Regions from separate parts of the Homo sapiens genome. Here regions 2 and 3 are each linked to region 1. Evidence: chromatin loops called from intact Hi-C (ENCODE). Cell type or tissue: CD4-positive, alpha-beta T cell. All regions are shown on one strand. Each heading gives the region's core, and the rest is flanking DNA. Links, peaks and the distances in the headings are about the cores only.

Region 1 (10,628 bases), core at 4,062-6,561:
ATCAATCCATACAGTTTATCCCTCTAATATCCACAGAGAAGAATGTCATTCAAACCCTGATTCTGCACTAATACCCCTCCTTCTACCTGGCATCAATGCAAGAGGGCCTAGGAGAAGTCCCAGGTCTCATCTTGGGTATTTATTATTAGCAGAACTGGGTAAACAACTAGGTTTTTCACTTTGGGAGCTTTCCCATTGCAAAATTGTGCCCTTTTGCCAAATATTCTAGTTATTGTGGAAAAACTGAGCAATGCGAATTGGCTAAGTTACGTAAAGTGAAAGATCTCAGCCCAGTTGTCATAAAAATCTAAGGGACTTCACACTGAAGGACTAGCAGGAGTATAGAAAGAGGGTGTTGTGAACTCAAACTCTTGACTATTCCTTATCAGCCCTAGCAATGCACAGGGGCTAATTCAGCAAACATTTCCTAGAGAAGCCACAACAAATACATTAAGCTAAAAATGAATTCAAAGAGAAAGCTGTCCAAGATCATCTTATTCTATCATTGCACTTCAGCTTATCAAATGTGCACGTAGAGATGATGGAGACTCCAGCTGAAAAAGAGATGATAAAGAATGCCTAATAATAGGGTACTGGTTTTTCTTATTTTTCTTCTCCTTGACTGTCTGACCTGAAGAATAAAAGCTAGAGAATTATGACTGAGCCAAAGTCAGGCTTCTGAAATTAAAGTCAAACATACAGTCTTTAGTTTCCTTGGTGTTTGACCACACCTATACAGACTAGACATGCAGTGACTGTGTTTTCTTTACTTCTTCATTAAGAAAAATTCCTGGAGTTGTTTCACCTCCATGCATTTATTCCTGATCACATGCTGGAGAATATTTCCTATCTGTCATCCATTCTGTTCCACTGGCTTTGGTTTGCCATTGTGGTCACCCTAACTCAGAGTGATAGTTGAGTTATGACTGAAAACTCACCTCTGCTTACTTCCCTTCTGAAATCTGTGTGTACTTAGTAGGCAGCAGTAATTCTAAAGGTGCAGCCTTACCATTTATCAATCAGTAAATAACATATATCACCTAGTACGCACATCAGAAAAAGTACTTGGGTTATCAATTTAAACAATCATTGCAATCTCTTGGGCAAAAGTCATTATGTTTTGTTTTTCAAATTGCTCAGTGGTATGTCTTATCTTGCCAGTCAAATCTCATTTTACAGTGTGGACACCAACAGCAAAATTGAACCGAAGCTGTAATTCTTGCCTTGGGACACTAAATGGTTATATTCTTTCTTTCTGGCAAGGAGTAAAGTCCATTGGGGGTGCAAGGGAGAAATGTAGGTTTGGTCTTAGCTATAGATTCAAATTCTAGAGCTGCTACTTACTAACTCAATGATCTGAGGCAAGCGGATTGACTTATCTGAGATGGTTTTGCACTAGTGAACTGAGAAAAACAGTTTACCTCCCAGGGTCCTTATGCAGTTTGGAGAAGGGAAGGCATGGGAATTGTCCTGCACCACGTGTGTTCTGTCAGAAGACATCAGGGAATGCAGCTCCATGGTGAGGGGCAAAGGTGGCCAGCATCAAGGTCCTCTTCCTGCTGGTTGCACTCAGACAGGGAGCTCCCTCTGTTTTGCCTGAAAACTCACCTCTAGGAACAATCATGTGCAAAGCCATCTTATAATACAGGAGTTCTCATCTCCTCTCATGTTTGAATTGTGGGACACAGAAGCCGTGCACTCCAGTTCCTTCAAGATCTGCTGTTTTCACTAGAATGTATGCAGAGATCCTGAGCTGCCTTAAAATATCTTAAACAATTTGCATGCCCTCAAAGTGCTGCTGCACCTCCCAGGGAGAGCAATGTAGGTACTAGGCTTTTCTGAGTCTTATTCTAGTTCTTTTATTGTCCAACCACTTGAATAGTTAAATAGTTTAGATTACTTGAATAAATATAATTTAATTAGCTTGTTCCTAGGAAACCAAGCTTTATCATGCCAGTTTTCCTGAAGTGCCTTGCATTGTACTGATAAGCTATAAAGTTTGTGCCACTTAGTTAACTTTCTAACTTTCTTGGCTTTTATAGGATGTGTGTATTCCCAGCAATCAAGTGTGAGAATCTATCTCTTATCTTGGTTACAGAACTTAACGAAATATTTGTCGCTGCTCAGTTACCCCTTCTGTTCTTCATTTGTTGATGAAGTGCTTATACCACCTGACACTGAATCAAGTACCAGATATAATTTCTGTGCTGCTGTGTGAAGGCGCAAAGATATGTCTGCTATTTGCTGTTCCTTGTGATGTGGTGTGCTCTTACTAGCAATAAGTTTACAGTGAAAATGTTTACTTGAATTGTAGAAATGCACCTGGATGGAGTGAACATAGCCCAAGTTTGGAAGCAATAACACTTGTCAGTTCACTGAGTCCTAGAGATGGAATTTTAGTTTAGTTAACAGGAAGCCCACGCCAGCAAGGTGCTTTCTAGTGTTTGTTTGGTGTTGGATTTCTTCCTCAGATTGCAGTGAGTGGGGTGAGATTGGGAGGCACAGGTGATGGGAAGCTTCTTTCATAGTTGCACACTGGACCATGTGAATGTTTATGGGGAACATATGAGAACATGTAACCTAGGCACAAGCTGAAATAAAAATGACAATACTGATGCCAATCTTTCATCATAAGGCTAACCTTACATGTGGCCATGAAGAACATATGGGCATACAGAGTAACAGAGGATTCTATTAACTTCAGCATTTTATTCAATCAATCCATCCATCTACCTACATATCCATTCATCCATTTATCTACCTATGCATGCATGCATCTTTCCATCCATCCATCCATCCATCCATCCATCCATCCATCCATCCATCCACCTATGCATCTATCCAACCATCCATTTATCCATCTATCCATCCGTTTATCCATACATCCATTCATCCATACATCCATCCACCTATGCATCTATCCAACCATCCATTTATCCATCTATCCATCCGTTTATCCATACATCCATTCATCCATCCATCCATCCATCCATCCATCCACCTATGCATCTATCCATCCATCCATTTACCCATCGATCCATCCATCCACCTATGCATCTATCCATCTATCCATTTAGCCATACATCCATTTATCCATCCATCCATCCATCCATCCATCAATCCATTTATCCATCCATCCATCTACCTATGCATCCATCCATCCATCTGTCCATCCATCCATATACCTATACATCCATGCATCCATCCATCCATCCATCCATGCATCCATCCATCCATCCATCCATCCATGCATCCATCCATCCATCCATCCATCCATCCATCCATCCATCCATTCACCCATCCATCCATCCATCCACTTATGCATCCATCCATCTACCTATGCATCCATCCATCCATCCATCCTTCATTTTTTAGTTTTATTAAATGACTTTTCCTCTCTCTTAAAATTCAAGCTCAGTGTAACTTCTAACTTTGAAAGTTTCCTGTCAGAAGGGCTAAGTTCAAGTGTGGTTCTCAATATGCATTTATTCTATTATGAACAGTAAATCCCTGATGTTAAATTTGCAGAGTGAGATTGGTATTACCAGTCTGATAGATAAGCAGGTAAATAACAGCTCCCTTTAACCCACACACACACTCCTCATACCAGCCAGGTGCAAGTATTGTGGTAATAATGCAGACTAATGTAAAACATAATTTACCATCTAAAGATTATGTTGAAATTCTGCTTCCTTTGTAATATGTTCCTCTTTTTTAAAAATTAAAATCAAGCATTGGAGAGATTCAGACTTTGTCTGTGTTTTTAACACTAATCTTAACTAGCATTTTTAAAATGTTACCTCCAGGTCACTGTAACTCATCTCTTGAAGACCCCAAGCAGATAGTAGGGAATATAGAAATATTTGCATCCTTCACATTAGCTGCAACGAACTCAAAGCAAATCAAAAGCAGCCTCAGAATTCTTTTGGCCTGCATTCCACAGAAAGATTCTTCCAAAAGTTAATCTTCATCATATAGGCCAACAGTAACCAATACTCCTGGATCTGATTGAAATTGGCAACACGCAAAAAACTCTAGTGAGCTTAGAGCTTTAAGAAAAATCAAGACTTCTTCAGTGGGCATTATTCTTATTCCTAAGCCATTATCCAAAACAGCAAAGAAACCAGACCCTAGCCTAGATACATGATTCGTTTTAGCTCTGATGATAACAGCTGCTATTTGTTGAAGGTTTGCTGTGGATCAGGAATTAGATTTAAATGCCTTATGTCTACCGTGTCATTTAATTATTAATTTATTCTTATAGCATATTGACTATCATATCAACAAATCAGAGTATGTAAGACAGGTATTATTCTTCTTACTTTATAAATGATAAAACTAAGTCTTGAATTAAGTCACTTGCCCAAGGTCAAATAGTTGGTGAACTGAGAAGCAGAAATTCAAATCTTGATCTCACTTCACAGGCCTCACCTTGAATCACTGTACTGGACAGCCACCTCTGAATTCAGTCTTTGTGGGTGGTCTCAGGGTTAACTGGGCTGAACTAATGGTTCACACCACAAAAAAGGCAAAAATGGCCAAAAATGAACATGTGTCAGGCAAAGTTCTGTTTGATTTCCAGCTGTAAACACCTTTCATTCTCTTTCTCCTTCCTTCCTTTCTCTTTCTCTCTCTTTCTTTCTTTCCTTTCCTTCTTTCTTTCTTCCCTTTCCTTCTTTCTTTCTTCTTTCCTTTCTCTGTCTCTCTTTCCCTTCCCTTCCTTCCTCTCTCCTTCCTTCCCTCCTTTCTTTCTTTCTCTCTCTCTCTTTCTTTCTTTCTTTTCTTTCTTTGTTATTATAAATGGAATTACTTATAAGGATCTCGTATCCTGGTTTCAGATACAGTCTTATGAAGAGGTTCCCAGCTGAAGAGATTGGAAGGCAGATGGTAGCCCTCCTTTTTTCTTTCCAGTAGTATTTTTAGTGTCATGATGTAATGAAGTAAAGCAGTGGCCTCAACCCTGACCACATATTAGAATCACCCAGAAAGAATCACTCATTTTTTTTTTTAATGTCCAAGAGATTCTGATTTCATTGGTCTGGGGTGGGGCCTGGACATCAATGTTGTTTGTAAGATCCTGAGATGACTGGAATGAAGCCAGGCTGAGAATCAGGCATATGGCCACACAGAGAGGACTTTGGGAATAGAACCAGGATGCGGTAAACTCCGACGTAGAATCCAGGTCTCCAGCCCCGCCTTGCCTTCCCCTGAGCCTCTCTCTCTGACTTCCTTCTGTTTGTAGACCCTGTGATGACGGCGCCTGTAGAAACCTTCTGTGGTCATGGAGGTGTCTGTGCCATTTCCTGCACATCATGAATGAGTCACTAGCCCCTAAAGAGCATCTTAGACCGACAATACCCATGTGTTAACTAGCTCAGGATGTGTCCAATTCCTTTAGCTGATCCTTTGGTCAGCTCCAAGGCCACAATCTGGTTCGTTGATTACATCTTATTAGAAAGAAAAGAGATTCAGAGTACCTGCTGGTAGTCATTCATTCTGCAGATAATACTGTAAAAATTACAAGACTAACTACCAGCATCTCATTAGCAGCAGTTCTCCCCTCCCAGGGCTTGGGAGGAGACAAGGTTTTCCAGGGGTGAAAAGATGTTCCCCTCCCCAACTTACTTGAGTCCTTGAATCCTAGGGTGTGCAGGGACTAAGATGGAACCAGAGATAATGATGTTTTTGGCATGGTTAGGACTTGCTCAGTTCTGCCGGAGGAGGCAGTTGGAGACTGGAGGTACTCTTAGTGTCCTCTCCTGTCAGGCACTTCAATAGCTCTCCCAGAGATAAACCCACTCCAGATCAGATAAGGGCACTGCCTGGATGAAATAGAAAGCACTCCCAGGAGATGCGGAAGTTAGTTTGGTAACAGCCAGGTGAGGAAAGACAATAGATCTATATTCTGATCTTAAGGTCCAATTCAGGTCAGGTTTCTGCACCAAGCCTGGGATGTGTCGTGGTCCCTGCTTCCCTGGTATTTTTAGAGCTTGAACTAAGACACCAAAGTCCACCTCTTGGTCCTAAGTTGTATACAGACCTGGGAGAGAGAGAAGGAGGTACAATCTGGCTTACGTTACACAAAACACATCAAATCTGGTACAATTCTTTCTTTCCCTCTTCTAGACTTTGGTGGGTTCGAAACCAGTTTAACCACAAAAAGCAGTCACTAGCGGCTTTGTCTCAGGTTCAGTTTGTATAAACAAGATAGTCACAAAGACAAAAAAAAAATTAATAGGAGAAATAAAAAGACGGTTACATTTCTTAAGTGGGTCAAGCCTTATATAATCTAAAAATGAAATAAAGACCCAAGCTTGAGGGTCACTTAGCAAATCTTTATTCATATAACAAATGGCCAACAATAGAAATGAAACTTAAATGATCTCATGTAACTTACTCAGAAACACAGTGGAAACAAAGAGTTCGTTTTTAGAAAATGGTTATTTTATGACAATAACCGTCTAGTGCTGGGCCAGCAAACTATAGCTCCCAGGTCAAATGCAGCCTGTCATTTGTTTTTTGCAAATAAAGTTTCATTTCAAGACAGCCATGCCCATTTGTTCACAAATTGTTTATGGCTGTTTTCAGGCTAAAATGGCAGAGTTGCAGAGTTGTGATAAAGAAATATAGGCTGGGCATGGTGGCTCACGCCTATAATCCCAGCACTTTGGAAGGCCGAGGCGGGCAGATCACCTGAGGTCAGGAGCTCGAGACCAGCCTGGCCAACATGACAAAACCCCGTCTTTACTAAAAATACAAAAATTAGCAGGGCATGGTGGCAGGCTCCTGTAATCCCAGCTACTTGGGAGGCTGAGGCAGGAGAATAGCTTGAACCTGGGAGGTGGGGGTTGCAGTGAGCCGAGATCACGCCACTGCATTCCAGCCTGGGTGATACTCCATCTCAAAAAGTATGGCCGCGAAACTCAAAATATTTACTGCCTGGACTTCTTTCAGAAAAAGTTTGCCAACCCTCGATCTAGCAGATCAAATACTATAAAATACACCTTTTGAAACAGGCTTTCTGGGGAAAAAACAAAACAGGTTATTTCCAACAAATGATTATTGAGCACCTGAGTGTAAGTGTTGTCCTGTGAATTTCAGGAAATAAACAGATGCATCTTTAATAATCCTGCCCTTAAGAAAATTACAGCCCAGCAGGAAAAAAAAAATCAGAAAAGAAGATAAACAATTTTAAAGTGTCAAAGCTCAAAAAGCCACACAAAATCTTAACTTTCTAAAAACGTGGCCCAAATCTCAGTAATTATAATGATAAGAAGATTAAAAGCAAGAGAAGTTCAATAACTGAGCTGAAGTCACACAGCCAGGTAGAGAGGCAGGGCTTGAATCCCTATCTTTGTTTCTTCCTTGCATACTACACCATTTGATTTAATCATTTTATTTGTTCAACATTTACCAGGTTTTAATTTAGCATCTACAGTGGGCCCGGCACCCTTCCATAGGATATGGAGACTGCAGTAAACAAAACAGACTTCCTACCCAGACGAGCTTACTGTCTCTTTCCCTTAAGCTTATAAGTGAGCATACAAATAGTTTGTGTAATGAAGATGTGGGCTGGGGGAACACAGAGCAGGTGGCAGGAGGGGAAGGTGTCCCTGATGAGGCTGCTGTTAGATAGAGCCTCCTGGGGATGGAGGAGTCAGCCAAGAAGTTGCACAGAAAGAGCTTTAGCAGGGAAGGCCTCCAGAAGAGAGATGCTGGGCGTGTGTCAGGAGAGGCACGAGGGCAAGGGCTTAGGGAAAGACGTCCTATCGATCTTCATAGGCCATCTGAAGAACTTGAAATGGAGCTACTTGGGGAATTTAAAATGGTTCCAATGTTGGATAAAGCCCCACCTCTTTAAACTCTTTGCCTCTGAGTGCTGGTTTGGTTGGGTCTCAAAGAGTATGTGTGTGAGTGTGTGGCAGGCACCATGGGGTCGGAGTTTCCACATATAGCCCCGTGTGCAATCTTGGTTCACAGTAACCCCAGCTCACTATCACTGGGGCAGAACCTGCATCAGAGAAGCAGCAGTGGAAACAGCGTGCATTTAGGATCAACTTCAAGTTGATTTGGGAAGTGCATAACTACCATATTGCTGGTTCCCTGGTTACATTTTCTGTTTGGGTAAACAATCAAGAGATGGTATGAAAATTGCACATCCAAGTCTTGCCTGCACAAAACAAAATGACCAATTATCACAACGTGGATTAGAGGTGACTAGAGCCCAGAAGTGTGGCCGTGGGCTCCAGGATCATCAGCCTGTTAAGAATAATCCTCTCTGGACAGTGGAAAGCCGCTTTTCAAACACCGACTCTGGGACCATGTGGACAGAGGGCAAAAAGGGAGCAAGGGAGAAAGCCATTTTTTTTTTTTTTTTTTTTTTAGATGGAGTCTTGCTCTGTCACCCAGGCTGAAGGGCAGTGGCATAATCTTGGCTCACTGCAACTTCCACCTCCCTGGTTCAAGCGATTCTCCTGCCTCAGTCTTCCAAGTAGCTGGGATTACAGGTGCCCATCACAATGTCCAGCTAATTTTTTTTGTATTTTAGTAGAGACGGGGTTTCACCATGTTGCCCAGACTGGTCTCAAACTCCTGAGCTCAAGCAATCCGCCCTCCTTGGCCTCCCAAAGTGCTATGATTACAGGCATGAGCCTCCATGCCCAGCCGTGAGCAAGTCATTCTTAAACAATTTAGACTAAAATGTGAGATAATTCATGAAGGGTGGAAATCCCAGATTGCTTCGATAGTATATTTTGCCCAGATTTATTTAGGTAGTTGCCTCAGCATTTCACACTGTAACAAATTCACTGTTGGTAGCAGAGGACCTGGATCTAAGAGGCCAAGTTCATTTGCACGAGATGAAAATTCCACCGTGCTGTCCCAGGCCTCTGCCATTCGCCGGCAGACTGGGAGTGTCCAGCAGGCCCCGTCACAGAGACTGTGGGCTCACCCTGCCCACTTGTGTTTTGAACTCTAATATCCCAACCTTTGCTGAGAAATCTAGAACAAAATCAATACTCCACTGCAGAGGGAGGGTGGCTTGGATGTTTTGCACTTGGAGAAACTGCAAACCTGAAAATTATCAGGAAGAAAAAGAAAAATCTTACCAAAGCGCAAACCAGACACTTGGCACCCACCCTGTGTGACACAGGGCTCCCCGCCTGGCAGGAAAACCACAGTAAAGAACTGATTATGCTGTTAGAACGCATTCCATGGGCTGTCCAGGGCTATTTTTATTTTACAATAAAGTACAATATGTTCCATGATGTTCTCTATCCTGGGCATTCTTCCTTGTATTTGCATACTCATTAATCCTGGTAAATCACAGAGAATCTGTCAATAATTTGAACAAATTAACCAGATTTGGGTGTGTTTATTAACTTCAAGAGCAATATTAATACACATGTATCATTTTTATTATAAGCAGAACACCAGTGGCTGGTACCACCTGTTGAGTATGAAAGCCCTGAATGCGAGATGTGCATTTCAAGAAACTGAGCTCCAGGAAGACAGACTAAATGCCAAGGTTTTACAGACTAAATGCCAAAGTATGATGCTCATCAGCAAAAGGAACCATATTTTTAAATCTTTTTGTTTTTTAAAGAGAGATCAATTTTGAAAATAATGTTTGGTCAAGTGTTATTTGGTCAAAAAATGTACTAAATCCATGTAATAGAGCATTCCAGGAACTTTACCCATAAGAAAATAAATGTTCCTGTTTTAACTTAGACTCCATAAAAATTAAAACTGTTTTGGAAGAAGGAATGGCTTCCCTGTAACATAATGGATATTCAACAACTCAGATGCATTTTGAGAACAACTTTCCATCCACCTCTGAAAGGAAAACAGACAACTGGTGTAAAATTACTCCTAAAGCCCAGACCATGTATTAATACTTGAACTGAAGAAAAACTTCCTTGCTAATGCTTAACTTGTTATCTTAACCACTTTTGCTTTTTCAGAACTTCCTAGCTACTTTTTAACCATTTCCAATCAGGAAAACTGGCCAGAGTGGCTTCAAATATAATCATTAGGCCTCTAAGGAAGGTCTAGACTTGATGAACTTTGCAAATTCCTCCTTGTTTTTATTCTTTGCAGACTTAGAAAAGTCTAGAGGTCAAGATGGGGTTAGCCACCTGCAATGCTACGATGGGAGTCTATATTTCTTGATGGCCATTAAAAAAATAACAGGAAAGCAGCAATCACTGTAATAAAATGTGCTGGTACTTGGAGAAATAAAGGTAGAAAGAGGTAGAAAGAACCCATAAATTTAAGTACAACTATCAAACTATTCATGGAGAAAAAATAGGGCATACACTCCAAAACTAGAGGCTAAGAGGCTGCAATAAAAACAAAGCTCATATATGCAAATTTACACCTTGTAAGAAAACGTAAATAAACCACAATTCTTGTTCTAATGTTTTAACGTCAACTTTGCTGACAAGATCAGGAAACTTGAGCCAAACATCTGCATCAAATGATAAATTCATGGCAAAAATGTCCTGTTTCCACTGTAGGGCAGTCACGGCAAAGCAGACATAAAATAAATGTTTTCTACTTTACTTAAAGTTGGGATATGGGCCCAAGCTGACTTCTCCACACTAGGAGTGGTGGCACTTGTATTTTGT
Region 2 (9,446 bases), core at 6,435-8,934, 62 kb before region 1:
CCCATTACAAGGACAGAGGGCTTTCTGTATCCCGGGTTCTTGCCCTACTGTACTGGAAGAATCAGATCACACGTGGGCTTAGATGAGTGCAAGCTTTTATTGAGTGGTGGAGGTAGCTCTCAGCGAGATGGATGGGGAGTCAGAAGGGGGATGGAGTGGGAAAGCGATCTTCCCCTGGAGTCTGGCCATCCAGCGGCTGGACTCTTCTCTGACCACCCCTGACTGAATTCTCTTCGTGTCTATGTCATTCTACTGTCACTGGCCTGCCAGTGTCTGCTGGTGTTTGCCAGTGTGTTCTTCTGCTCCTCTCAACGTCTAGCCACTTGTGTCTGTGCCTGCTACAGTCCTAGATTTTTATAGGCATAGGATGGGGGAAGGGGTGTGGCAGGCCAAAAGGCAACTTTTTGAACTCAAAACCAGAAATGCCTATCCTCATTTAGGTCCGTGGGCACAGGCCAGAGGGTATAGCCCTCACCAGGGACTCTGCTCTTCTTTGCCCGGCACTTCCCTGCCCCCCATCCCATATCAGGTCCTGTGCACCATGGGGAAGTCAACAGAGTGGCAGGATCCCTTCCTCTAGAATCACATAGGCACTGTCAAGAAAGCCATTCAGACAGACAGCCAGCAGACCAAGCAGGAGTTGGCCAGGGTTGGGGTGGTAGCATCCCAGAAAGGAGAAGCATAACCAATATCCCAGAGGCTGCAGGAGGAGGAAAAACCTTCAGCACTGGGGGATTGCAAAGAGTTCAGGATGTTTGAAAGTAGAGCGCAAGGGAAAGAGATGACAAGGGAGGAGGTTACCAGGAGCAAGATCAAGGAGAGGCATGAGTCCAATGTCTGGACACTTGCCCTTTATCTGGAGGTTGGGTTTTGAGTGAAAGAGTAATATGATCGGACTTCTATTTTAGAATGACCACACTGGGTACAGTGTGGAGAATAGATTGGGAAGGAGAAAGACTAGAAACAGGGTAGCCAGTGTGAAATGTGCCTTTTTAAAAACATATATTGTGATGATGATGATGATGGTGGCCAGAACTAAGCACCGGGAGATTAGAATGGAAGAGAAGAAACTGACTTGAGAGCAATGCCAGGGGTAGCGTGGACGGGGATTTGTGATGAATTAGATACAGGTGATGAGGGAGTGGGAGAAAGCAAGGGTAGCTCTCACGTTTCCGGCACTGGATGAGGAGAGGTTTGGGGAGAAATGCAACACATAAGAGCATTATTCTCAAAACAATGGGGTGCGACTTGACTCAGCAAAGCAAAGCAAGTGTGGGGACCTCAGCTGGTGGTCCAGTGATGGATGCAGAATCACCTTGAGGCAACATACCTGAGTTGCTGGCTTGCCAAGCAAGGGTTTTCCCTAACCTTTATAGTAGGAGACACAAAATGACGACAATGGCAGAGCCAGAATTATGAAAGGCATCTAGAAATCAATTATTTTCAAGTATCTCAGTGCTATTGAGAAATCAGCAAGCTTTGTGAGAGCAGTTGAGAGAGGAAGCCCAGTATATGATTAACTTGGAGAGGGCACAATTAGTCTCTGGCTGTTTGAAAACCAGGTTTGAAAAGTCCTCTCCTGTTTACAAAATAGTGGAGGCAATTTCCAAGGAAGAATGTTCTTTGCTCTCTGCACTAAGAACCAGAAACTGTCTCCAAAGGAATGTCCACTGGCATAACTTCCCATGTGGCTATGGTCAAACTATAATAGAATGTCTGCTAGAAGTCAGCTTTTTCTGTCCATTCTGCAGAAATAGGAAATTCAGGACAGTTACAGTAACCCAGAGAAAGCTTCTGTCTCTTCCAAAGCAAAGAATCTTATTCTGGTTTATTTATATGAGTATGATTCTGATTAGAAGGAAGGTTGAAGGTAGATCAATTGGTGATGAAATGGATGGGAAAGAATAGTGTTATGGGTTGAATTGTATCCTCCCAAAAAGATATGTTGAAACCCTAACCCCCTAGTACCTCAGAATGTGACCTTATTTGGAAATAGGATCTTTAGAAAGGTAGTCAAATTAAAATGAGGTCATTAGGGTGGTCCCTAATCCAACATGACTGGAGTCCTTATAAAAAGGGGGCAATTTGGACACAGAGACAGGCACAAAGGGAAGCTGATGTGAGAACACCATGTGCACATGAAGACAGAGATTAGAATTATAGAATTATGCTCCTACAAACCAAGGAGCTCCTGAGCCTACTAGAAGCTGGGAGAGACCAGCGAAAATACCTCAGAGGGAGCATGGTCCTCCTTCAGACTTTTGACCTCCAGAAATGTGATACAATGAATTGTTCTAAACCACCGTTTGCAGTTATTATGGCAGCCCTCGAAAAATACAAATAACATAGCTCTTTTAGGAATCTGCTTTTATTTCCTAGTACAATGTCCATCGCTAAATAAATATTAATGTGGAGACCACAACACTCCACGGACCTGTCTCAGAGATCAGGTGGTTGTTAAAGTGACTGGGTAAATAATAAATGATGCGAGAAACCGCTTCATCTGATGATGAAATATGCACTTCAGGCTGTGATGATGTGCTTGCCTTCTGGCTGCCAATTCTTGCCCTGGGAAGCACTGAAATAGAAATTGTGGTTTCCGGCTCTGATTCCTACTGAGGAGAGATGAAGATGTTACGAGCCATTGACTCCTTAACAAGTGTACCTTGTCCAGGTCCAGCTTGCCACAAATCCTTCTTTCCAATGAGGAAGCCCCAGTATTTTACCCAGTTCCTTTCCTGTGTTGGCCAGCCTCTTTGCACTTGAGTTCCAGCCTTCATTTTTCTGTCCCTGCAGTAGGATTTTTGTCTTGCTTCCCTTCTTCCTGACTCCTATTAAGGACAGAGTCCTGCCCTTGATTTGAAGGCCCTGGGTCTGGGTCTCTGCTCCTGAAGCTCTACTTCCTTGATCTCCGTCATGTGTTGTGGGTTCATACTCCACTCCTCTCCTATTTGCCCCTCTTTATTTATCTGCTTGTGAAATGGAGAGATTTGTAGGCAGGTCTTCCCTAGTGCCAAGAGCAATCTGTCAGAACATCTTTCTAGAGTCAGCTTCTAAGACCCCTTGTTCTCTTGCCCTGTGTTTCTAGCTTTTCTTGGTGTCTGGGTCTTGAGCCTTCCTTCCCCGGGCCTGGTCACTGTAATTGCAGTGACTGCTTGTGCTGGGACCACTCACCTGCTCCCTTTAGGCCCTGTAAGCTCAGTATCGGATTCCAGCCAGCTGCACTGATTCTGCAGTGTTTGCTTGTCTCTACAAAGCTCTCTTTGCCGCTTGACTCAATCAGCCAAGACCTTAAAATAATTACCTACCCTAAAGCCTCTCTGAGAAGCCCAGTATAAATCCTTACAAATCAGGTTTTTAGAACTCAGCAAAACATTCAGTTGAAAGCTCACTGCTCTATTCACAATGGGAGGCACACTGGCACAATCCCTTATTATTTGCATTGCATGAATTCAACGCCCGCAAGTCGTCTGTGGTGACACCGCAATTCAACCATGGCTTTGTTTTCACTTGATGGAAACACTTGAGCACAAAGCAAATGCTGCTTTGGCTCCAAGAGCATCAACCACCAAATCACCTATGCTTTTTTGGATGCACCCTGTAATGGCCCACCTGGGAGGCAGGACAAAACATGGAGAGGAAGCCAGGCTTTTATGTTGGCCACTCCTGGCTTTACGCCTTGGTAGATGGGTAACTGGACAAATTACTCAACTTTTCTGAGCCTCATATGATGCAATCATAATGAATGTGAGGACTTGAGAACTGAATGCTTGTTCATCTTGACTTTTCTGTAGGATTTCTTAATCTTAGTCACCCCATGTCTAGTCTTTGGTCAACCGTTTGTCTCTGCTTAGATGAACAGCAGGGATGTGGATTCTGTTTCTGTCTTGATGAATGGCATTCTTACTCCTCTGCCTTTTCCTTTTCAATTGATCACTTCATATCTTCTCTACCTTCGGGATATTTATCTCATGTTGCCAGCCTCTAAATAACAGACCTTTTGAAGCATGTTAGGCCTTTAGGCAATTTATCCAGACTCCCAGTCTCATGCTTTCACCTGGGTTATCTATTCTGCTATCACTTTTGCCCTAATTTTGATCCATCTCACATGGAAATCTGCTCCACCATGAGATTTCCATGTTGTAAATTTTGGAGATAAAACACTAGGCCAGAAGGAAAAAATCCAGACTGAGCATAGTGGCTCACACCTGTAATCCCAACACTTTGGGAGGCCAAGGTGTGAAGATCGCTTGAGCTCAGGAGTTCGCCATCAGCCTGAGCAATAAGCTGAGACCTCATCTCTACAAAAAAATTAAAAAATTATCCGGGTATCGTGGCGCACACCTGCAGTCCCAGTTACTCAGGAGGATGAAGCGGGAGGATTGCTTGAGCCTGGGAAGTTGTTACAGTGACCCGTGATCACGCCACTGCACTCCAGCCCAGGTGACAGAGTGAGATCCTGTCTCAACAAAAAAAAAAAGAAAAGAAAAGAAGGAAAAGACCCAGATTGCCACCAATGGCTCACTGGGCCACTCTGGAAGTGATGTCAGTGGGCTACAGGGTCTTCTGCAAAGTGTAGATAACTGCATATGTCCTTCCTCTACCCTTTCATGGGGTATAACATGGACTATTGAATATTTGAAGTTGTTTTTAGCATTCAGAGCCCTACAAATATGAATATTTCTTGCTCTCTGGATATCTAAGATGTGACCAGATGTCATGAGACTTGTGTGTTTGGGGGGTGTGGGGCTTGTATGAGCAGAAGAGGCACGCGGGCAATAGAACATGCCACAACATATTTGAACATGTAGCAGGTCAGCCAGACTTACTGTGGGGGTAGGGGTAAGGAGAAGCACACTGTTCTGGGCTGCTGTGAGGCTGTGAGTCTGTTGGTCATAGTGGACTTATTCATTGCAGATCTTTAAATCACATGCTGAGTGGGCACGTTAAACAGAGTTTACAGAGAGGTACACTGTCAAGAGAAAGTACAACTGCTAATAGAGTGGGTTTTAAATGCTCTCACTACAAAAAAGAAAATACGTGAGGAGATGGATATATCATTAGCTTGATATAATTATTCTAAAATGTGTATTAAAATATCACATTGTAATCCCTAACTATATATAGTTATTATTTGTTAATTAAAAATATGTGTGGGCTGGGCATGGTGGCTCACACCTGTAATCCCAGCACTTTGGGAGGCTGAGGTGGGCATATCACCTGAGGTCAGGTGTTCGAGACCAGCCTCACCAACATGGCGAAACCCCGTCTCTACTAAAAATACAAAAATTAACTGGGTGTGGTGGTGGGAGCCTCTGATACCAGCTACTTAGGAGGCTGTGGCTGGAGAATTGCTTGAACCCAAGAGGCGGAGGTTGCGGTGAGCTGGGATTGCGCCACTGCACTCCAGCCTGGGCAACAAGAGGGATACTTCGTCTCAAAAAATAAAAAAATAAAATAAAAACGTGAACAAAATCTTAAAAAGAGTAAGAGTTTCTGGCAGACTCAATAGAGGCAAACTAAGAAAGATGCAGAAAGCAGCCCTTAGGACGGGTGAAAACACATTTAGATCACTCAAATACCTTATCAGCTAAGATTATTATGCAAGTGTTAAATTCCAGTAAAGGAATAGACTAATTTAGAACATAATCACTTGAACAATGTAAGAGTTTCTGGGAAGAATATGGACTTTTGCATGAAAAATTAAACCATAAAAGTTGTTTGTCTAACATTTATGAAGACAGGATTTCTGAGAAGGGAAATTATGCCTGCCGGGATGTTGCGTATCCAGCCCAGAACCAAAGCTTCCCATGTTGCTATGACAAATTCCCTTATTCTCTGCTCCAAGGACATGGTGTGGTGAAAGCAATGCTGCCTTATGGCTTGGATGTGGTTAGCTCAGTTCTCAGCCAAGGTCATCCTGGAAGGACAATTGACGTTTGAGATAACGGGGTAGAAAATAACATGTGTCTGAAAACTTCCATGCAAATTAAAATTAATAAAATGTGTCCCACCGGCTAGCTTCATGACTGTGTTTCAGATGACTGTGCACTTTCTAGAAAACATTTTGCCTTTTTGTTCAAACAGTATCCTCAAAGATGACTTCCTACTATCTGCATCAGCCTTGTTTATTTCCAGCTGTCACATGCTCCCTCCAAGAACAAAGCTTGGCCACCCCTGAGAATGTTACAAAGAATGAGCCAAGGCTCCAAAGGAGAGGGCTCTAAGAGAGACACTCTGGAATGTTCAGAGCTGTGGCAACTATCTTGTTGCATGTGTGTGTAGTTTTCCCAGGAAACTGCTTGGAGGATAACTACTGCCATTTGGATGCACTCCTTGGCTACGTGGGTTTTAATTAGGTGTGCGGCTTTAGGGTGACACCCATACTAATGCCTGTAGGACTTATGTAGTTAAGTGTTTTCTTTCTTTTAATCCATCCAAGTAAAGGAGCAATAGCACAAAAGGCACTTTGGTAAGGGTTGCAGTGCTGAAAGGATGTTTGTTATTAAACGGTTGCTTGATTTTTAATCATTGACTAAAATGAAATAAGCATTCTGGAGCAGGAGAGCATCAGGCAGAAAAAGAGAGATGAGGCTGGGCGCCGTGGCTCATGCCTGTAATCACAGCTACTCAGGAGGCTAAGGCGGGCAGATCACTTGAGGTCAGGAGTTTGAGACCCACTTGGCCAACATGGTGAAACCCTATCTGTACTAAAAATAAAAAAATTAGCTGGGCGTGGTGGCACACACCTGTAATCCCAGCTACTTGGGAGGCTGAGGCAGGAGAATCATTTGAATCCTGGAGGTGGAGATTGCAGTGAGCCACTGCTCTCCAGCCTGAGGGATGGAGTGAGACTCTGTCTTAAAAAAAAAAAAAAAAAGGAGCGATGAGGCAGGGATTTCATTTTCTATTCAGTGATTGGAAAGAAGCAAAATACATTTCTTTACGTACTGATATACAGTAACACCTTGATAAGTTTTTAGGACCTAGTCATTCCCACATTATTGTGATTGCCATCACTGGAAAAGGTTATTTCAAATAAGTTCCCCTCTGAACTTTCTAAGGACATATTAGATTTTTTGTCTGTCAGAGCACCACTGTAACACCATTACCATTCCAGTGAAACAAAAAGAAACTCAAGACTGTAAAATTAGCTTTATAGTGTTTGCCATTGTTTCACAAGTTACAGTAATTCCATTTATCCGGAGAGAAAAAAAAGGTGATGGAGACACATATGGAAATAAAGGATTTGACAAGTAAACGGATGAATTCATAGCATACAAAAGTAGGTATTTAAAGCTGTCTGGTCATTGTATGATTGGGTTCAGTGATGACAGAGTATCCACAGTTAGTGTGAGATTTCCGACATGCACCAAATAGTAGCTCAGCCTTGAGAAACACAAACCACCATTCTGCTGGAGCAAATCCAAGCTTAAGACTCACTTAAGAACCATGGGAAAGCAAGGACATATATCTTGCAACACTGTATAAGGATCAGATGTGGTTCTATATATAGCAAGAGACCTAAGTGTGATCAAGATTTTGGTAAGTACACACTGCCAGGAGTTACAAGCAGTGGGATTGTTTGCATATAAAATCTACATGTCATTTGGGATTTCCATCACCATAACATTCCCATGAATTTCATTAAGTAGCATTTTGGAGTCCGTCCTTCTGGAATGGAGATTCTGTTTACAAAAGCCTTATTTTTGTAACTTACAATTCCATGACACCTTACAGAAATAATTCCTCAAAAATGGATCCAAGTCGGCTGCTATCCTTCCTCTCCTGGCTGCTACGTAACACTTCGTGTCAGTACACAAACACAGCTTCCTTTTGTGATCTGGAGGTTTGTTTTTGTAAAAAGCCGCTGATACAGTCATACTTCCTGTAATGATTTGATGTAATACGACATCCTTAATCCTGAGATTTGATTGCAGATGAAAGAATACAGCTAAAACTACAGTGAATGAAAAAAATCTTCCCTTTGAACTTCCCTCCAATCACCTTCTTGGAAGCTCTTTACTCTTCTATAATATTAAGTAAATTTGCATAAAGTAAGTCAGCTGAGAGATCACGCATTTCCTAGCTCAGAGTCAACAACTTATGGTTTTTTTTTTTTAAGGAAATAGATACTCTATAATCAACTATAGTAATTCCCTTGGAGTCTAATTTTGAGTAGATCTAACTTTTATTTACTGAAATATTTTTGAGGGTGAAATTTGAAATTTTAAGTAGGTGGGAAGGCATGGACACCAGATAAGATTTGGCCTTGAATAAAAATAAAATTATAGCTAAGTACTACATCATGTGGCAAGGGTTGCTAACCAAACAAAACTTAGTGATGGACTTTTAGGAGGACTCTTTTGTAAAACCATCAGCCTAATTCTGCAACTGGGGCTTGAGAATCTGGGCTCCTGTGCACCCACGTGGAGGGCGACTTTGAGCCCATCCTTCTAGGGTGATGCCCCAGGGAAGACCATTCCTCACTATGGAGACTCAGACAGTGCACGCTGCTCCACACTGCACACAGGAGTGTCAAAGACTGGGTTCCCCGTGTTCAGCTGAAATTTTCCCTTGATAATTGGGCAAGCCAGGGAAATATGTTTCTGGAATACTCCCTGACTCTACTACTAGTTGTATGAATATCATAAACTCCAAATAAAGAGGCATGTATTTCTCTTGTAGAAATGGGCATAGTTTGGGATTATGTGAACACTCTTTGTAAATTTGTCAGATTTGGCAAATAACTATTCAGGACAGGAGTTTCAGTTAAGTTTGAAGATTTGTCTAATTTCCAAGGCAATTTTGTAATATATGGGGAAAAAAAGGTTGCATGTAAGACATTTAAGGTATCCTAAAAAAGTCTACACAAATAAAAAATTACTCCATATAGGACATATTCTGCACATACAGAGTGCCTGGCAGCCCTAGCTCTCTGGCATTATATTCAGATTACAAAGACTTTGCCTACATATATGACATCGTTGGCTTTTATACTCGTGTATCAGTTCTGTCCTTTGACTTCCACCATCCTTTCTTGTAATTTTTATTAGCTATTAAGTATCAACTCCAATCAACCGCCTTCTCTTGGTCTTCTATTTTTACACACTGCCAACATACCAATTGAAAAGTAAAAATTCCTGCCCTCAAATATGTGGATATCTGAATGTCCATAAATTCCTAATTTGAATTTGAATTGATTATTTTTTAACCCACCAATCTATTTGACTTTATAGAATGAACAGCAAATATGAAGAAACAGTCAACCAAGCATGTATGATGTTGAAAAGAAATTGGGTGCAAGATAAGGAGGGCCATAGGGTTAAGTGAAGTGAAGTGTCTGAAGGTCTAGTTTTGCCACGTTTATTTTCTTTTCTTTTCTTTTTCTTTTTCTTTTTTTTTTTTTTTTTGAGACGGAGTTTTACTTTTGTTGCCCAGGCTGG
Region 3 (10,628 bases), core at 4,797-7,296, 79 kb before region 1:
AAAATCGATTGAGAGGAATTGAGGGTACAATCTGGAAGGAAAGAACGTGAACTTCAGCAACATGGAGAGCAAAGCACAGGACTGGGGGGCAAGAGTGTGGGGAGACCCAGTGGAGAGAGTACAGGGAGAAGAAGGGGAAGAGGTATGTGAAGGCAAGACTGGCCTTGGAAGGAAGTAGAGCTCATCGCAGGTTTTGAGCTTCTTCACAAGTGGAAGGAGGGGAATAAAACATCTGGCACAGGCAGCTGACAGAAGTACAGGCAGGCAGATGAGATGAACTGGGTCAGGACAAACTTTAAGCCTGTCCCAGGGCTGGAGCACAGTGCTGGATCAAGGGAATTAATGGATTCTAGTCCTGGGGGTTATCATAACATACATCATCCTGAGACCAAGGCCCCCAAGTGGCTCCAGTCCTGAAGTATATGAACCTTTGCATCCTGCTTTGAATGAAATCCTCAAAAAGCCCCAGATTTCTTCCATATACCTGTCTTTCTGTACATCCAGTTCCCTCTGACTAGGCTAGACCGTGGGCCTTTGAGGGTGACATTGTGATTGACAGTGACATCCATTAGACCTGGAGAAGGAGGGTCTGAGTCACTGGCTAAGCCCAGGAATTAGAATTTCATGAATATGCTGCTGGATGTAAGGACAGTCTGACTGTAGGAAAGAGCTTCCATGAGTATAACGAGAAGGTTGGGGCATACTATTAGTGCAAATCCACCAGCTAGAAGGCTGAACTAGCAGGAAACAGACCCAGAGGGTCCCACAGTCTTGCTTCTCAAAGTGTGATCTGAGCACCAGCAGCACAGACATACCCTAAAAGATTTCATAAATGCAGTCTTAGGCCCACGGCAGACTTTTTGAATCAGAAATTGAATTTAAACACAATTGCCAGGTAATTCATCTGTATTGTCAAAAGTTTTGAGGAGCTCTGTGTTGGAGAGCCTCTGTGAAAGTAGGCTGAGAGAATAATGAAATAATAATAGCTAACAGTCAATTGTGAGCTAGAAAATATTATACAATCTTTATAAATATTTAAGCTTTACAGCAGGGGTCCCCAACCACTCCCCCCTGCCGGGCCACAGATGGGTACCAGTCCTGGACTCTTAGTAACCGGGCCACACAGGAGGAGGTGAATGATGGGTGAGCGAGGGAAGCTTTATCTCTATTTACAGTCGTCCCCCACCCCCTTGCTCACATTACTGCCTGAGCTCCACCTGCTGTCAAATCAGTGGCGGCATTAGATTCTCATAGCAAACTCTATTTAGAACTGCACATGGAAGGGGTCTAGGTTGCATGCTGCTTATGAGAATCTTATGCCTTAGGATCTGTCACTGTCTCCCATCACCCCCAGGTGTGACTGACTAGTTGTAGGAAAACAAGCTCAGGGCTCCCACTGATTCTACATTTTGGTGAGTTGTATAATTATTTCATTATATATTACAATGTAATAATAGGAATAAAGTGAACAATAAAAGTAATGCACTTGAGTCATCCTGAAACCTTCCCCCACCCCCACACCCCTGGTCCATGGGAAAATTGTCTTCCACGAAACCAGTCCCTGGTTCCAAAAAGGTTGGGGAGCACTACTTTACAGCACCTCTGTAAAAATATATGCCCATTTTCCAAAAAAGGAAACTGAGACAGAGAAAAGTTTCTTGCCCTGGGTCTGGTTGCTAGTGAGTGACATTTCTGGGTATTCACCCACTGCCTAACTCTAGTGACTGCTGCTCAGAGGAGGGTGTTTGGCTGCAAAGAGAAAACATGACTAACAGTGGTTTAAACTTGGATTAATTGTTACTGAAATGAGGAGTCAGGAAGGGCAGTTTGGGGGTTGATTTAGCAGCCACATGAGGCTGAGTTGCTGTGTCCGCATCTCTGAACTTTCCCTCATGGCTAAAAGACACCTCTGGTTTCAAGCCTCAGGTCCTTCACTGGCTCTTATAGGAGGTAGAGGTTGGAGAGGATGGTGAGAGAGCTCTTTCGCCATGCTTTCTTTCTTTCTTTCTTTCTTTTTTTTAAATTTTATTTATTTATTTATTTATTTTATTTTTATCTTATTTTATTTTTTTTTTGAGACGGAGTCTCGCTCTCTCGCCCAGGCTGGAGTGTAGTGGCGTGATCTCTGCTCACTGCAAGCTCTGCCTCCTGGGTTCACACCATTCTCCTGCCTCAGCCTCCCGAGTAGCTGGGACAACAGGTGCCTGCCACCACACCCAGCGAATTTTTTTATATTTTTAGTAGAGATGGGGTTTCACCATGTTAGCCAGGATGGTCTCAATCTTCTGACCTGGTGATCCGCCCGCCTTGGCCTCCCAAAGTGCTGGGATTACAGGCGTGAGCCACCGCGCCCGGCCATTCTTTCTTTCTATCAGGGAGGAAACACTGCTCCCAGACTCCTCCTGGCAGATTCCCTCTTGGCACAAAGCCTGGAACGGGTCACATGGTCAGCCTAACTGCAAAGGGTGCTGAGGAAGAGAGTTTCTCCTTTCTTCCACTTGAGAGTGGGAGGTGTGCATGGGAGGAGGAAGTTGGGAAAGGGTTTAGGGAAGGGATCCAAGCAGGTTCTGCCCTAACCAACTTTGTGACCTTGGGGAGGCCACTTTACTTTCTTTAACCATAAAATGAAGGTTTTGGACTGAAAGAGATCTAAAGCCTCTTTTCTGTGTAAAGGAATTTATTCCAGAACATCAAGTCCCTTTGACATACCCAACATCCACATGCAAAAGGATGACTGACTGGTGCCGTCTCTGACCTTGGGAATTTGAAGCACCTGGGAAATGGTTGATCTGCTTGGATGGTTTCTCTTCCTCCAGGCTGTAGAATCAAAAGTGTGTCCCGAGCAGCTGGGCTTGTAAGCACTTCAGGGACCACTGATTAAAGTGTGAGGCAGAGCTGCTGCTGTTAATGGTCACTGAGGTGGCTTTATTAACCCAGCTGCCTTGCGGAAGGTAGCGGTGGGACTCAGGAGGTCACATGGTGGACAGAACAAAAGACTGTGTGTGTTTAAGTTGAGCTCTCTGGTTATTTGGGGTAGGGTGTTCCCCCCTTGTCCTTCTTTTTTCTTGATTCATGTCTAAGATGGGTTGTTACATCTACCTGTCCACAGTTGCTTATGAGGTCAGACTCTGAGAGTAACAAACCTGGCTTTGAATACCAGCTCAGCCACTTGCCAGCTAGCAAACACTGGGCAATTTGCTTGGCCTCATTTAAGCCTCAATTTCATGATCTGTAAAAAGGCTTAATGATATTTCATAGGAGTGTTGCGATGATGAAATAATACGATGTGTGTGTCATGTAAAGGCTGAAATTGAGGCGTGGTATAGTGTGCTGCCTTCAAATCTGGTCAAATCAGCAGTACCTCTACTGACCTACCCACAAGAGCCTCTCTCCATTCTACTCTTGCAGATAAGGCTCCAGTCAAGCAACCCACCTTATCAAGTGGACCAGGCACAGCTCCTACTTATCCCTGAGTAGTGGGTATCAGTTTCCTGCTAACCTCGGAATTGTTCAAAGCCCATCACATTCTCCTGCAGGAACCAGGGAGCACCTCACCCTCTTGTTGCTACAAAGCTTGCCACCCACAGCCCCTGCCTGTTCACCCTGCTCCTGAGGGCAACCCCTGTATGGCCAGCATCCCATGCTGTGTTCACCTCTCCCAAGCTGCGAGTGTATGTGAATAATAACTGCCGTCAATCGCATCTGTTAAGCATCGAGTGTAATGTGTTTGGTCATCCTCATAATTCTAGTGTGGAATGTCTCCCTCACCAATGGGGTGAACAGGAGGGAATGAAAACAATGTGTAAAATATTTAGACACCGCAAGATACATATTTAGAGCCTGGCAAATGTTAGTTAAGGCCATTATTGCTATTATTTTGCAAAAGGATAATAATTTGGTTTTCTTTTAACAAAATTTGTTTGGGCAGAATGCTTAGCTCATAGTGTTATTCTTAGGTTCCTCCAAACAGCTTTTCTGGAATTTTGTTTCCCTCATTAGCAATTACAAAGATATGCTAATGCTCTGCACCAAGTGGCAGCTACATGCTTGAGACCAACACTGAAAATCAGTCATGGAATCACTGCATATCTGAACAAGGGCCACGAGAGGAGGCACAGATGGGTCAACTGACTTGAGCAGAGCCACCCAGCAAATTCAGCGTCGGAGTATGGTAACTAGATCTCCTGATCCAACCATCCTTCCCTGCACCCTCCCATCTAGGCTAATGAGGAGAAATGTAATCACGGTGGTAATTGCAGGCAAAGATGAGCATCACTTGGTAAAGCAATATGTGTACTTGAGTTGGCCATATGGAAAATCCAGTGCAGGATATGGGGGTGAATGGTCAGTTGCTGTGTGTCATTGGTGGGATGGAATCTATGGCCTTCTTGGCTATTCTTTACATGAAACATTTCCTGGGGGTGATGGTCCAGTTAAAAGTCCTCTTAAAGATAAAATAAAACTAACTCAAACCAGTATGTCATGCTTCACCAGCTGGTGTTTCAACCAGGGAAGCCCATGCCAAGATGAGAAAGAAGTCTACCCTTCCCATTGCTGAGCTGTGGCTCCTCCTTATCAGTTCCTAGTAGGAGAAGCTATGTTCCCCCTAGGCTAGAGGACTTCACATTCTGGACACTGGCGGCTCAGGGGAGCTCTGTTGTACCACCACTGTGGCCCCAGAACCTGCTGTTGCTGTCCAAATCCGGGGAGTCTAAGGAAATGTCCCATTCTCACTGCTGCTAATAGTGATTAGCAAGCTAATGCAATATGTCCAGCTTTACCACACTCTCCCACTGTCCCCAGTGGCTGCTTTTTATGGCTATGCAAGTAAACACCATCAGCCTGAGAAGGAGTGGCATAAACTGAGCCTTTATCTCTGGTCCTTTCCCTGCCCCATGGTGCAGATCCCACTTTGGGCTCAGCCAAGAGTGGGTCATATCATAATTGGATTAGATCCCAATGTTATTGTTTCATAGGAACTCACACAACCATTTCCTCAGGGTGCAAGGCTGCCATCAGTATGGCTGGGCTGGTGAATTTTCTGGCATCAGGAACCTATGAGACCTAGAACTCCTGTCACCCTCTTATGCCACCACACCTTCTTCCATGGTAAATGCTAGCTCATTCAATTAATTAAAAAATACCAGCAAGGTGCTTTTTATTTAGTGCACACTTATATAGGCACTATGAATATAGGAGGAAAGATGAAAAATTCCAGCCTTCACAAAGCCAATATTTCCAGTGTTACTGCCATTCCCTGCCATGGGCTAAGATCAAGATCAGCTTCATTTGCACAGGTTTTATGCAAAGGGAAGAATTTCTCTTTCTGTAGGATCTATCTTATCCTCCTCTGCAAACTCCCAGGGTTTCTATCAGCAATTAGCACACTATGTAGCGCCAGGCAAGCTGGGAGGTTGGGAGGAGGGGGCTATGTCAGAGGACAATGCCGGAACTCACCTCCCTATACAGCCAGGGCAAGCCTGGTTACGGCACAATGTCCTGTTTCATGAGAGTTCATTTCCTCTGCATCATGTCTATGCACAGAGGTAAGCAACCAGGAATTTCTCTGTGCTCCCTGTAGAAAATCCCCATCTCAAATTACCTTGGCATCTCCATATGCAGATGCTTGTCAGGGGCCCAGTCCAGGCTGCTTGAATAGAATTGGCTGGGTTCCCTTCATCCGCTGTTGCGATTAAGGAATAATGTAAGATAGGAGCAGTCACACCATTACACTCTATTAGCCTGATTTATGTTGGGTCACTGAACCCCCCACCTTAGGTGCCACCCACCATTCTACCCCCTTAGCTACCTACAAACCCACTCTGGGGTAATGGGGTGTACCCACTCTGGGGTAGTTTAAAATCTGTTCACAAATTCTTTGAAACCCTCTTGAAAAGCTGTAACCTATTCTCCTCTTCTTGAGTGTGGCTAGACTGAGTGACTTACTGTTAATGAATAGGTGGGGGAGGAAGCAACATGAGATACTAGGCAATAAAAGATTCTGTGGTTTCCTGTTTGCTTTCTCTCTTGGATTACTCTGTCTGAATGATGCTAGCTTCCCTTGCCTGAGAATCGTTACAAAGAGGAGCATCTGATGAGGAAATGAGAACTCCAGCCAGAAACCAGCAATAAATTGAGGGCTCCTATATGAGCAATGCATTCTCCAGCCCCAATCAAGCCTTTGGATAACTGCAGCTCCTGCCAGCATTTTGACTGCACTTCATGAAACACTTTGAGTCAGAGCCACCTACCTAAGCCACTCCAAAATTCCTGACCGTCAAAAACTTTGAGATAATAAATGCTTGTTGTTTTAAACTACTACCTCTTAAGGTAGTTTTTAATATAGCAGTAGATTACTAATATAAGGCACTACTATATTCTCAAAAACTTCTGAGAATCTTACCCCAAACCACCAGCTTTATTACTATCAGGGTATCATAATGACAGGTTGTAAGTTTACAACCTGTATTAGTCTAGTTAACGCTTGTGTTAATCAGGCTAGTTAACACTAGCCACTGTAACAAACAAGACCCCCCACCCTCGCCCCCGCCAAATCACAGTGGTTTTACAGAGTAAAAGCTCAGTTCTCCTTTGTGAGAAGTCCAGTTTAGCTAAAACATCTGGGCAAATTGTAGACCAAGATCTCTGAGGAGGGGAGGGAGGAATGGAAGAATTGACTATCTTGGTCAGAAAATGCCACACATCATTCATGCCCACACCCTGTTGGCCCAGATCAATCACTGCCACCAACCTAACTACCTGGAAGGCTGCTGGGAAATGTGGGGGAGTCCCAGGAATATTTGACAACTCCTATTGTCACTGCCACACAACCCTACTTGGGTTTTCTAATTTAAAAGCCAGAAAATACATGGCTTTAAAGAGATATGTAATCCATGTTTGTGCTTCCTGCACCAGCCTGGGGATTTAAATGAGAAGCATATTCATCGTAATAAACATTATTCTTCAGATTGTATCAATAATTATTATTGCTCCCTGTCAAATCCCCATCTTAAATTGCTTTTCTGGGAATCCCCAGGGAATGTCTCCTGGGCATTTGAGACAAACGTAATCAGATACCACAAGGAGTTGCCTTTTCCTTCTTCTCTCCTTTTGGGCAGTGTCCATTGCTGCACTCTCTGCCAATGACACTATGAGCAGAAGTCTGCCTGTCGGTGATGAGCAAGCACTGTGCTTCCAGCACAATACAAACAGACTGAGCTCCCTGAGAGATGGGATGACTGCGTCTCTCCCGCTTGTGTCTTACTTGGTCCTCTGGAACCGAAAGCTAAGCTTTAAGTAGAAACAGCTCTTCAGGGCTCACACATAAGTCTGTGGTCAGAGTCATTCTCTAAAACAAAGATGGCGCTGGGCACTCACTCCACCGCCTGCTCCCACCCACCCTCTGTGGTGCATTTCTTCCACCCTCTCCTCTTGCCATCCCTCCACTCATGAGCATCCTATAAGCACCTTTATCACAAGTCTTATAAAGAGAAAAGACATCTGAAGAATGGTGGAGTTCATGCTGGTGGATGATACAAGAATGCTATAGTTCTGCGTCATTAGATTTATGGCTGCTAGGAATACACTGCCTGGCTATTAGAGATGAGAAGCTATTTTAAATTATGTTGTATTTTTCAGCCTTTCCTCAAGCTTGTCCTTATTGAACTTTCCCACCTTTCCCCTCACTTTTCAAGAGATTTTCAAATATACTCGTTGAGCACATTGTGACTGCACACCTAACATGTGCGTAATTCTGGGACATAGAACTCCCTAAAAGTGTGAACTTCCACCTGAACCCACCTTCTCTTTTGTAGGATTTTCCAAACTTCCCCATTGTTTCCTTTCCTAAATAAAATAGTTTGGAAAAAAAAGTTATAAATATTTCTCAGACTTCCTGGAAATTTTATTTAGCATTTTGATAAGTGAAGTGTAAAGAAGTTGAAATATGCAGATCAAATTTCCGTTAAAATACACGAACCCTCATATGAATGAGAGGAAACGTGCTTTGCAAAACCATGGTTTTGGTTTTTCTGAACCAAAGATACTTGAAAAAAATAGTTTGAGACATTCAGCAATTCCACAGTGTGGCTGGGCTCACCCATCCCTAATTTCAAGGGACATTAAATCCATCTGTTTCTCATTCATTGATTCTCAGCTCACCAAAATGCTATTTGGCAAATGTGATGGGACGTCCAGGAAGCTGTGCAGGCTGTTTTTAAGCCATGTTGTTCTCAACTGCGAAGTGGGCTTGGCCAACGTTCCCTTGGATCAGCTTCTTTATCTTCGATATGGTACTTGCAAAGTCCTATCGGATTTGAAACTCTCTGAAGTCAACTTATAGATATATAAGGGCTCTGGCAGCTCAATGGGTCCAGTCCCCTGCCTCAGGGTGGATTTATATCCGAGTTGTTGTGACTCCAGTTTAGTTTTGTCTTCATTGCTCACCTGTTCTTGTGATCAACAACTTTCCTGCTCAGGAAACTCCTCCTTATATCTCTCCTGAAAGGCTCCTGTACTGTAGTGGACACTGTTAATGCATCATGCAGCTCTCCTAGGAGAGCCTTTGCTGGGTCTCTGTCCCCATCACTCAACTTCTGCAAGACTTGCTGCAACAAGCTAGCACATGGAGCTCACAACTCTGAAGCCCTGGGTTATGTTATCCTTATTCCAGGAGAGGGGTCAGGAGTCTCTCACTCCCACTTGGTCAAGGAGATGGAAATGTTGACAGGTGATATGGTTTGGATTCCTGTCCTTGCCCAAATCTCGTGTGGAATTGTAATCCCCAGTGTTGGAGGAGAGGCCTGGTGGGAGTGACTGGATCACAGGGGCAGGTTTCCCCCTTGCTGTTCTCATGATAGCGAGTGAGTTCTCACTAGACCTGGTTGTTTAAAAGAGTGTAGCCCTTCTCTTTTCGATCTCTTCCTCCTGCTCCAGCCATGTAGGACGTGCCTACTTCCCCTTCACCTTCTGCCATGATTGAAATTTTCCTGAGGCCTCCCAGCCATGCTACCTGTCCAGCCTGCAGAACTGTGAGCCAATTAAACTTCTTTTCTTTATAAATTACCCAGTCTCAGGTAATTCTTTATAGCAGCATGAGAATGGAATAATACGACAGGCCTGCACGAAGGAGCTCCAGATTCAGCTCTACCTTTCATCTCACTGACAGCTGTCATGCTTTAGTTTAAATGAATTTCCTCGAGTTGCAGGGATATCTGAACAACGCTCCATATTTCTGATAGTCAGAGATCACAAAAGCACAACAAAACCCTAGATGCTCATAGCCTGGTTGTCTCATAGCTCTGGCTCTGACACTAGGGAAACGTATGAGGCTGCTTCTGCTCACCTGTGACTCCCCCAGTGGGAGAATGGAGGGAGGTGGCAAAGTAATGACAGTCAGCATTCTTGGCAAACAACCCACAGAGTGGGCACTGCCAATGCTGGGTTAGTAGGCAAAGGATTATATGTGTTTTCAGGGAAGTATGCACAGAGCAGACCACCAACTCCTGGGTAAATCCCTGACACATGGCAAGTGCTCAATCAACAATGTTTGATGTTGAACCAGTAAAGCCCTCCATAAAGTGTGGCAAAGCAGGAAGATTTCCTCACTCAGAGGATTATAATTCCTCCAAGGAGAAGCCACAGAGCACAGTGCTTAAGAGTTTGGGATGCTTAGGTTTGAATCCACCTCATCTGCTCATCAGCTGGGTGACCTTGGGCAAGTCCCATAAACTTTCTGGGCTTTTGTTTTGACATTTGTCAATATGAGATAGTAATAGTACCTGCTTTTGTATCAAGGATTAAATGTGTAAATTCATGTACAGCTGTAAGAACGGTACCCAACACTTAGTGTGTGCTTTGTAAATGCCAGATGTGATTGTTATTAGCAACCTCACAGAGTATTAATGTCGCGTCAGGGGAAGTTCCGGGACATGACACAGCTCTAAAAGCATGAGAGAGGTAATGTTAATCACACCCGAGAAGAGAATTCATAAAATGCTCCTCGGCTTCATCATTTGGGGATTGAATAATCGTAGTCTGAAGCTTCTCTTAAGTGTGGAACTCAGACCATCAGCATGGGTATCACTTGGCAGCTTGTAATACATGTGGAAACTTAGGAAACTCCCAAATCTAATGGATCAGAATTCCATTTCAACTAGCTCCCTAGTGATTAGCATGCACATTAATTTTAAAATCCAATTTATTGTGGTAAAAGTAAGATAAAGATCTATTTAAACTGTCCTGGTTGATGTGCTTTGAGTGATGTATAAACCTGTGAATCGTCGTTGCAACTAAGATTCAGAACATTTTCATTGCTCCCAGAGTTTGCTCAAGGTCCTTTCAGTCCATTTCTCCCTCCACTCCTGACCCCAAGCAACTTCTGATTAACTTTCTGTGCATGAAATCATACAGTATGTACTTCTGGCTCATTTTGCTCAGCAGAATGGCTTTGATGTTCATCATATTGTTTTTCTCATCAGTAGATCATTGATTTTTCTTGTATTCCATTGTATGGGCAGACCATATTTTTTTATCCATTTACCGATTGATAGATGTATGTGTGTGTGTATATATATATATATATATATATATTTTTTTTTTTTTTTTTTTTTTTGAGACAGAGTCTTGCT

Evidence for each region. Hi-C counts contacts between places; a loop is a spot of excess contacts. Peaks named below come from ENCODE experiments on the same cell type or tissue, not always from the same donor. Only the 100,000 strongest peaks of a DNase experiment are listed, where the experiment ranks them.
Region 2: a loop joins it to region 1, with 11 times the contacts of the local background. A loop is called at or near these places in 8 of 110 quality-filtered maps.
Region 3: a loop joins it to region 1, with 12 times the contacts of the local background. A loop is called at or near these places in 3 of 110 quality-filtered maps.

What each region holds. Positions count from the first base shown.
Region 1 is chr21:38,239,723-38,250,350 of GRCh38, reverse strand. It overlaps a transcript of KCNJ15 not described here. Among named protein-coding and RNA genes, the nearest start is that of KCNJ15, 12 kb to the left of the region's middle. RefSeq lists enhancers at 5,017-5,066, 5,147-5,226. In CD4-positive, alpha-beta T cell, for the core only: no CTCF peak of the experiment used is centred there; a DNase peak (open chromatin) is centred at 5,270.
Region 2 is chr21:38,305,048-38,314,493 of GRCh38, reverse strand. KCNJ15 (potassium inwardly rectifying channel subfamily J member 15) reads right to left here. Exons shown (of 3, transcript NM_170736.3): 3 at 7,137-9,446. Among named protein-coding and RNA genes, the nearest start is that of LINC01423, 36 kb to the left of the region's middle. In CD4-positive, alpha-beta T cell, for the core only: no CTCF peak of the experiment used is centred there; a DNase peak (open chromatin) is centred at 7,933.
Region 3 is chr21:38,319,326-38,329,953 of GRCh38, reverse strand. LINC01423 (long intergenic non-protein coding RNA 1423) reads left to right here. Exons shown (of 6, transcript NR_110545.1): 6 at 3,409-3,595. Among named protein-coding and RNA genes, the nearest start is that of LINC01423, 21 kb to the left of the region's middle. In CD4-positive, alpha-beta T cell, for the core only: no CTCF peak of the experiment used is centred there; a DNase peak (open chromatin) is centred at 6,033; H3K27ac peaks cover 274 bases.